Linked DNA regions of Homo sapiens: region 1 is linked to region 2. A link is a contact called in ENCODE Hi-C or POLR2A ChIA-PET data. All regions are on one chromosome and are shown on one strand. The core of a region is the stretch at or near the end of the contact, and the rest is flanking DNA. Distances in the headings are between cores, read along the strand shown. Region 1 has its middle 38 kb from the start of DDAH1. Region 2 overlaps DDAH1 (dimethylarginine dimethylaminohydrolase 1).

What was found. A loop is a pair of places that touch in the nucleus more often than their neighbours do. ChIA-PET counts read pairs that join two places held with the same protein, here RNA polymerase II (POLR2A). Pooled maps may share reads with other maps.
Region 1: a loop to region 2 is called in a map of endothelial cell of hepatic sinusoid, with 2.2 times the contacts of the local background. The contact joins two enhancer-like sites. A Hi-C loop is called at or near these places in 8 of 168 maps with a recorded cell type or tissue (GM12878, PC-9, adrenal gland and 5 more) and 5 of 50 pooled maps. POLR2A ChIA-PET finds 5 or more read pairs at or near these places in 2 of 52 experiments (BJ and activated CD4-positive, alpha-beta memory T cell).

What each region holds. Positions count from the first base shown.
Region 1 is chr1:85,500,383-85,504,945 of GRCh38, reverse strand. It overlaps a transcript of DDAH1 not described here. Among named protein-coding and RNA genes, the nearest start is that of DDAH1, 38 kb to the right of the region's middle. Within about 2 kb of position 1,951, at least 3 of the 41 ENCODE cell types and tissues checked have a DNase peak (open chromatin) inside an H3K27ac peak, as active enhancers do.
Region 2 is chr1:85,327,554-85,332,289 of GRCh38, reverse strand. The region is part of intron 4 of DDAH1 (dimethylarginine dimethylaminohydrolase 1); the gene reads left to right. Among named protein-coding and RNA genes, the nearest start is that of BCL10, 53 kb to the right of the region's middle. RefSeq lists enhancers at 2,972-3,550, 4,026-4,195. Within about 2 kb of position 3,194, at least 11 of the 41 ENCODE cell types and tissues checked have a DNase peak (open chromatin) inside an H3K27ac peak, as active enhancers do.

The DNA.
Region 1 (4,563 bases), core at 702-3,201, 170 kb before region 2:
TTGTTAAAAGAAATAGCTTACCAGACCCCTCCCTGGAAATTCTGATTCAGTGGGTCTGGCATGGGGTAGGGAATGAGGATAGGTATTTGTATTTTTAACAAGTGCCACAGATAGTTCTTATTATCAGGCAACCCTGGGAAACATTGCCATCATCCTTATAAGCTTGGGTTTGGGAGCAGACTAGTCAGAGTTTGAGGATGGGTTCTCATGCTTTTTAGCGTATGTAACAGTGGGCAAGTCACCATGTCCTAAGCTGTGATTTTTTCATCTAGAAGAGGAGGATGATAATCACTGTCTCAGTGTTGTTCTGGGGACTAAATGACTCATTTAGAGCATGAGCACTTAGAAAGTTCCAGACATTCTAAGTGCTCAGCAAATATGTGACAATCATATTCATATTTTGCTTGCAGTTTGCTTGGTTATGCTACTGTGATTCAAAATCTGAATGATGGTTTTCTTGGTTCTTCTATAGCACTATGGTGACCCAGGAGTGTGACCCAGGAGAGTGACCCAGGAGATTTTATCACAGCCAAAGACTATTGTTGAGAGCCTGCTCATCTCTGCCAACTTTTTATTGACTCAATAAGTTATCACCCTTTGTTCTCTTTAATTTTACCTGTCATTTCCATTGAATTACAGAAAGGTCTTTGAGGCCAATGACCCTGCCATCTAGTTTTGTTATACAGTAGATCCAGTATCCTGTACAGTGGGCTATCAACAGAGGGCATGATCTAATAAAACACACATTTATTTCGTGGAGTTATAGAGCCATCATCTCTTACTTAGGTTATGACAGCTCCTAATGGGTCTTGGAGTCTTGAGGTCTTATGCTCTTGCTTCCCTACAATGCAGCCTACGCTGCAGCCAAAGCGATCTTTGAGCAATATCATCACAGCATGCCAGTCTGTTTGAAACCTTCCAATCCTTTCCCTGTATTTATAATAAAATCCAAACTCTTTACTGTGGACTTGTAAGCCCTACCTGATCTGGGCTAGTCTGTCTGTCTGACCGCATCCCCTGTGATTCACCTCCTGGATCGTTACATTGCAGCAATACTGAAGTTCTCCCTCCCTAGACTGACCTTTTCCCCCATCATCACCTGCCACTTAGCCCAGAGGTCACCTTAGAGATCTTCCCTCATCTCCCTATCTCATGTTTTCCTGCCACTATTTCCTATCCCATCTTCCTGCTTTATTTTCTTCTCATCACTTACCACTGTCCAATATTGTACTTATCAGTAGGTGATGTTAGTTTGTGTGTTTATTGGAAGCTCCATGATAGCAGGCATCTTGTCTATCTTGTATTCCAAGTACTGGGAACAGAACCTGGTACCTTCATGGGCTTAGTAGATAGATAGATGGATGGATAGATAGATGGATAGATAGATAGATAGATAGATAGATAGATAGATAGATAGATAGATAGATGAACTTTAAAGAACATCAGCCGGGTGCAGTGGCTTATGCCTGTATTCTCAGCACTTTGGGAGGCCCGAGGTGGGTGGATCACCTGAGGTCAGGAGTTCGAGACCAGCCTGGCTAACATGGTGAAAACCCGTTTCTACTAAAAATACAAAAAATTAGCCTGGTGGCGCATACCTGTAATCTCAGCAACTCAGGAAGCTGAGGCAGGAGCATCGCTTGAACCCAGGAGGCGGAGGTTGCAGTGAGCTGAGACCACACCATTGCACTCCAGCTTGGGCAACAAGAGTGAAACTCCATTTCAAACAAATGAACAAACAAAAAGATAAAGAACATCTATATAGTCTAATATATTTCAACTTTTTTAAAGCAAGGAACTCTTATCAAACAAAATGTTTGTTTTTAAATTATTAATTTGGTTGTTGGGGTTTTTTTTTAACTTATTTCTTGACAATTAATAGGATTCCATACACATAAAAAGTTCTTAGCAAACACTTAACAATTTACTGAGTCCGTGTTCAATGAGATCCACCACCAGGGGGACATCAATCCACTGACTGGTAGCTATGGATAGTGAGAAAATCTGGCTGAAGGAGAAGCAGATCTGACTCCAGGAGACAAAGGCAGGCAGAGGCCCCGAGTGTTCTGGTAGTGTGACTCCTCCAGGGCTTCCCCATGGCTCTGCAGACAGAGGTGGTAGGAGGCAGGAGAGGCAGGGCTATCTCTGGAGAACCCAGAAGAGAAGCAGCAAAAGAGGACTCTTTAATGCAGGCCAGGCTTCAGTGAGAAACTGCCTGGCCTGGAGCAGCCCTGTACCAGTGGCTGCAGCACTGCAGAAACAATGGCAGTGGTGGTGGCGGTGGGGATAGGTGGAAGCAGCAGTGGTGGTGATGCCACAAGAAAAACTTCTTAGGGAGGTACTAAGATGGGAAGCAGCCTCTTACCAGGCTGAAGCCAGAGGGATCTGAGAAGGGGGCAATGATGGCAGTGACAAGCAAGGGACAGCAAGGAGGTCCTCAAAAGTGTCACATTTTCCCAGGAGAAAGGAAGAGATTCAAAGAACTGAAATTCCAGCAGTTGAGCATGTGTGATCTCAGTCAGAGCCACTGGCTTTGTTGTCATTTGGTTGTGTTTACTTTTCAGTATCATTCTCAAGAATTAAGCAAGATAACATGTGCAAAGCATCTAGCAGAGTGCGTGGGGTGTAGTCAGCAAATGTCGTTTCCTCTCGTTGTTGGGCAACCACCAGTAGCACCATATCAGAATTAAAGGTGAATAGAGGAATACTGTGTTAAGCTCTGAGGAAGAAACAATGATAAATTAGACATTGTCCGTGTCTTCAAAGAGTTTACAATATGGAAGTGACATGATCGTTCAAAAGGCAGAAAGTGCAAAGTGCTGTCTGAAGCAGTGCCAATAAAGTGTTAAGTATGTTCATATATACTTATACCTGGCATAAATTCCAGCGTAGCAGACTGGATAAGCTTTATGGAGAAAGTTTGGATTTTAAAGAATGAATATAATTTAGGCATGGGAAGCATGGTTAAAGGATAAAGAGGAGGAGAAGGTAGTGAAAGAATAATAAGAAATTTAGGAGGAAAATCAAGATTAGAGTTCTAAAAACCAGGGAGAATTTCAAACAGGAGATGATGAGCAAAAGTATCCAGTGTGAAGGACTTCTGCTTCTGGCTTTGATGAAGTTACTAGTACCAGCCCTCTTGCCATAAATAGCTGTAAAACTGGACAAAATATATGGAGCAACTGTTTTCAGACGTTGAAATTCACCCAGTGTTGAACTTTGATCCCTGGGAAAAGGGAAACACATGAGATGAAACCCTTGGTCACCTTGTCTTTTTTCCTGGCGGCACAGCAAAATGGAGCCCAAGTTGATAATGGTTGCTTTACTGTTCTGAGGAGGCAGAGATCACAGTTCAGGGTGGTTGAGGTGGTTGGAATTTGTAGGTCAGGCTAATGAAGAGAAAGCTGCACAGAGAAACAGGTCCAGAAATCTGCATATGGGTACTATAAAGTCTTTGGACAAATGCTAAGCTTCTCACTTTCTGGGTGAGACTCTACAAAGTCTGGTGGCAAATAGCTACTGGGGGGCTGTAAACTGGGTGGAGATTCCAGAAGGTGCACAAAACTGGAGATGTAGATGTTCTGAGTGGAGATGTTCTCAGTGATTCCCTGGGGTTTTCAGTGAAGAACCAAGAAAGGCCAGGCGGTAGGAGGAGGGCTACTCTAGCCCTGGACTCAAGGCTATACTAAGTTCATCCAAATAAAGTTTAAAAACAGCTTTGTAAAAATTAAGCTTCTCCACTAGTAAATTAACGTAACAAAACTTAACACTCTTTAAATCCAGACCTGATAATGTAGCGTTTAATGTCTAGCATACAATTCAAAAATTACTAGATATGTGAAGAGGCATGACCACAACAGATTTTTTTAAGTCAATAGAAACATACTCAGAGATAGCAGATATGTTAAAATTAGCAAGCAAAGGCTTTAAAACAACTCTTATAAATATGTTTAAAATTTTAAAGAAAATATGGACTCCAGTAAATAGAAATTCTCACTAGAAAAATGGAAAGTATAAAAGAAAACCAGCTAGAAATTCTAGAACTGAAAAATGTAACACCTAAAATGAAAAAAAAATCCCTAAATGAGCTTAACAGCAAAATAGATTCCATAGAAGAAAAAAAAATAGTGACATTGAAGACAGGGCAATATAAACGATCTCAGCTGAAGCACATAGAGAAAAAAGCACTGAAAAAAATGAACAGAGCCTCTCTGACTTGTGGAATAGTATGAGGTGGCCTAACATCTGTGAAACTGGAGTTCCAGAAAAAGATGAAAGAGAAATTGGGGCAGAAAATATATTTGAAGAAGTGATAGCTGAAAAAATTCCCAATTTGGTGAAAAATATTAACCCATAAACTAAGAATCTCAATAAACTCCATGCAGGATAAAAAACAAAGAAAACCACTCCTGGGTACATTATAACCAAGTTTATGAAAGCCAAGGATCAAAGAAAAAAGTTTTAATAGCAGTATGAGGAAAAGACTCATTCTGCGCAAGACCCAGGGGAACAATAATGCTGATTTATCAAATAAGCCAAAAGAGAATTGAATAACACCTTTAA
Region 2 (4,736 bases), core at 1,945-4,444:
TGCCACTCTACTGTGTCCAACCTGCATTGCACCCTGCAGCCCTCTGTTAGTGGGGCTCCAGGGATGTGAAGATACAGGGGTTGCTGGGTCCCAGGGCACAATGCAGTCTGGTGGGAAATGGGCTTTCTAACTGGCTCTCTATCTGTCCAGAACTAAGTGGGTACATGGGACCCGAGTGGGCTCCATCTCTGGAGCAATGCTGCCACACGGACCCCGGGAATACCAGTTTCAGGGTCCTTGGGGTTTGAGAGACTCTTATGACTAGGATTTCAGCAGTCAACATGGGAACATGTACCACTGGGAATCTCTCACTTACCCTTTCCTCTCACTAGGGACCCTCTCTGGGCTCCCAGCTGATTCCAGCCAGGCTGTCTACCTTGCCTCCCTCTCCTTCAGTATCTCAGGTGTTTTCTGTCACTTCTCTGCTGAATTCCAGCATTCTCTCTTAGATGTCTATTCAAAGTATGATTATCTACTTGCTATTTTGGCTCTTCTTTGCTGGGGAAACAGGTGTCCAGTACCTCTAGTCAGTCATCTTAAAGCCCCTCTCAGGCAGTGTTCATTTTGAACTAGTCTGTGGAAAGACTATAAAACATGAAAATATGCTATCAGTTTTAGAATGTTATCCATAGCTATATTGGCTCAGCCTTAAAAAGACCTCCAGGGCTTGATGCTGGTATGTTGTCAGGCTCTCAATACACTCTTGATGGATGGATAAATAAATAAATGATTTTAGATATGCAGTAGCAATGAAGAGTGTACTTGGGCATCATATATTGTATCAATAGACCATAGTCAGTTGTTTTTAATACTGGTTTAGCTTTGATATGTTAAGATGGGTACATTATGTTATATATATATATATACATATATGAATATAAAGATCAATTATGAGTGACCCAAAAATGTGCTTTGAATATTCCCTAAACATCTCTAACTACCTTTTATATACCTTTGCTTCAGAGTTTGACCAATAAGTTCTAAATTGTTCCATGAAACAACATAGCCCAGGATTTTTTAAAACATAATTACCATTATACAAAGAAAGCATGAGTAAGAAGCAAGAGAATGGAGTGGGCTTTCAGTCGTTTGGATGAGAAAATTCCCAGAAATGTTGGGAACTGCCGGAAATGCCTGGTTGTTAATGCAACTTGCCATGCAGATTCTCTTGGGCTGAAAGCCAGACAGTTCCCACTCTATTTTGTGACAGCTCCACCCTGGGGAACAAGGCCAATTCCTCCAACCAGCAGCTGCATAACAGACCATGACAGTGTGGCCACAATGATTCTCAGAGCTATTTCCTCCCTACAGCTGCGTGCCTTCTTCGTTAAGGAGTTGCCTATGATAAAAGTGAGGTTGACTGTCTTTTTACTGCTAGCATACTCTTCATGTGCTTGTCCTGCCTTAAATGATAGCTTTTCATCTCCTGAAGGCATCTCTTTCCCTTTCCCACCTCACACTGCCATTGTGCTGAGCCCGAAGGGGGCGTACCATAAAAGATTGTTGAACAGAGCTGACCACCAATTGATCTAATCCCCATAATAATCACTCAAATTAGTTTCCATAAAGTGGAATCATTCCTTTGGCAAAATTCAGAAAGGGCATTCGGAACAGCAACTTGACTTCTCAGATCTTTCCCCCAAATCCTGTAGAACTCATTTGTATCATTCAGAGTTGAGTCTGGGGCCTCTCAGGATATCAAGTAATCTGCTCTTAGGGAAAGGAATTTGTGGTGACGTGTGGAGGGTTTAGGTGTGTCTCCTTTCCATTCTGGCTTGAGACACAGTGAGAAGCAGGAAGTACAGTCCCTGGGGTTGGAAAAACACTACATACAGCACTGGAGCAGTACCACCTCCTCCATGCTTTTTTAGGAAAAAATGTTGGAACAGAACTAAACGGCCCAACAGCTGCATTCTCGGGATATTTGAAATGGTGCTCATCTTTTAACAAAGCCTCTGTGCATCCACAAAGGGGAAACAGAACCTGTTCCTTGGCCTCACTGTTGCTCAGTCCTCAGGAGCCTGAGCTCTTTGAGGTGATACCCTACCAGACAGGATGTGTTAACACATCCTCACAGTGCCCATTAGGGTGTAAAAAGGGAAAGATGTTCAAGAGCAACACAGCCTTCCTGCATCTTTCTCTGCATGTTCCCTGCTGAATGGCCAGCACCCTGTCTTGTGTACATACATGTGTCTCCTAAACCCAGCTACAAATAAATGGTAAGCTTATTCAGACAATAACAACATACAAGAGAAAGGAAAATAATTACTCCAACAGGAAAGGAGAAATCTGTTCTTTGCCTCGAAAGACAAAATCTCTTTGTGTTTATAATAAGCACCTTTAGCATTTTCAAGGGGGAAAAGCATATTTCTTGTTTGTTATCTACAGTTACCACTTCATACATCCCTTTTATTTAGAAAGGCTACACCTGACATAACTTTTGTAATTTTTTTCAGTTAAGCAGAACTACTCACTGCTCCAAATGGGGCCTGTTCATTATTAAAAGTCATTTCTTTGGGCATATTCTTAAATCTGTCTTAAAATGATAACCGTGGAGTCTTGATAAATTAATTGAAAAGCTTCTCCTAAGGTAGCTTTGTTGGGGTTTTGTTAAGACATTTATTTTAAGAGTAACTCTCAGTAGAATTTATCAATGAATTACTTCATATATTCTCAGCATTAAATTATTTCCCCACTAAAGATATTATAATTCCTTTCCTCCCAGTAATGAAAAATTGAAACTGTCCTCAAATAATTCTAAAGTAGGTACTGGCCTTTATGTTAGTAAGTATAGGAATGTCCCCACCAGAAGCTTTAAATGATAAAAAATAAGGCTCAGAAAAGGAAGAAGCATTAAAGAATGAAGAGTGATTACAATTTCAAATACATGCCAGTAACTGAAGAACAATTCAAATAGGAACCAAGTAGGGGAGAGGATTGTTCACTCAAGGAGGTGAGGTTGGGGGATAGGGCAGAGCATGGAAACAGCTGAAGTCAACTGGACAGGCCCTGTCACTTCAGTGACACGTGGTACTTTCTGAGATGGGCACAACCTTGGAGATTTTAGTTTGTTTCCTCACTGGTAAACAAGAAGTCAGCACTGATAACAATCCCTGAGAACACTTCCTCTGGAATGTATGACATTCCATGCTTTTGCTTTGTAGTCACCTCCGGACATGCATGAGTCACACTGAGAGGTGGGGAATTTGCCCAGACCGCTAGATCCAGTGAATAAAGTCAGGCCTAAGAGATGTAGTCTTGCCATGTTTCTTTCTCTTTCAATTCATCTGGTACTAAGAGACATGGGTGATTTATTTATCTGTGGGTAAAGAGTACAATGAAGCTTCTGCAGATCACAAATTAAAATGGAAAGCCAACTGGCAGTTATCTGGTGATTATGAGTGGTGGGAGCACTTAGCCTGAATGTGTGGGCCAAAATATGCCACACACAGTTTTCCCAATTGCTTAGAAAAGTAAGTCAATGTGAGTAATAGATTTTCTAGATTTTGTTTTGTTTGTGTCTAGGTTGACCAGGTAGCAGTGGTTGTGTATACATGTTCTAAGGATCTCTCTGAGGTCCTCAAACCACTGGGGTCCTACTTAGTAAACCTCTGGCTCAGAGAACTGCCTCCCCAGTTGTCTGGAAGAAATTCTGAACTTCTTGGGTAAACTAGGTCCAATTCATGTGACAGGATGACCGTCCAGTTCTGACTGCAAACATGAGCAGACTGGCCATCTTGGTCCACCCTCAACAGCACATAATAAACAGAGATTTAGACATAGTGGAATCCCATTCCCTGCACCTGGAAAAAAGCACGTTTGTGAGACTGACCAAAAGCTATTGTCTAGAAGTTTCACAAATCCTAACTGCCACCTTGCATATCGAGGCAGCCCCACTCTACTATGAAGAAGTCAATCTGCCCATTGGGTTTATGGACTATTTTACTAAATTGGGGTCACAACCTGACAGAGGCTTATGTGTTCGGTTTGATATACACAAAAGTTTTTCTTTTCTTTCTTTCTGTGAATGCCCTTAGGTGCCACATACTCTGCAGGTAATTCCAGATCCAACCCCCTGTTGTCTTACTTTGTCATCCAGAGTCATTTGAGTTAGGACCACAGAGTATAGTGCCCTTCTGTATGGCTTTGAAAAACAGACAAACCTTGGCCTTGTTGATTTTAGCCATGTTTTTTCACATTAAAAATAATGAGTTGTATTTCTGTTTCTGGACATAGACCATACCTTGTTTCTCTGAGGGAATTCAATTGTTTACCCATGTGATTGACCACACAGTTCATCACAGTGCCCTCCTGAGGTTCTCTGTAGCGTTTAAAAAGGTGAAAGGAATGAAGAAATGAACCAGTTAGTGCAAACATATTTTGGTCACCTGCTATATGTCAAGTGACTTGCAAGAAACAAAGAGGGAAGTGAACCGACTTTTATTACACATTTAATATCTGCTAGAAGCTTGTGCTAAGCATTTTATGTACATTATCTGTTTTGGGGTTTTTTTTAAATAATCTTCAGAGTTACCCTGTGGAGGATAGGTATAGCATTCCCATCCCATTTTACTGCTGAGGGAATTGAGGCTCACAGGGCATATGTGACTTTCCCAAAGTCACACAATTAGTGTGTGGCTGAGCAAGGCTTCAGACCCAGACCTTTCTGACTCTGAAGCCCATGCTCTGTCCACCTCATTATGCCTGGACCTGCATTCAAGGAGGTAGCAGTCTGG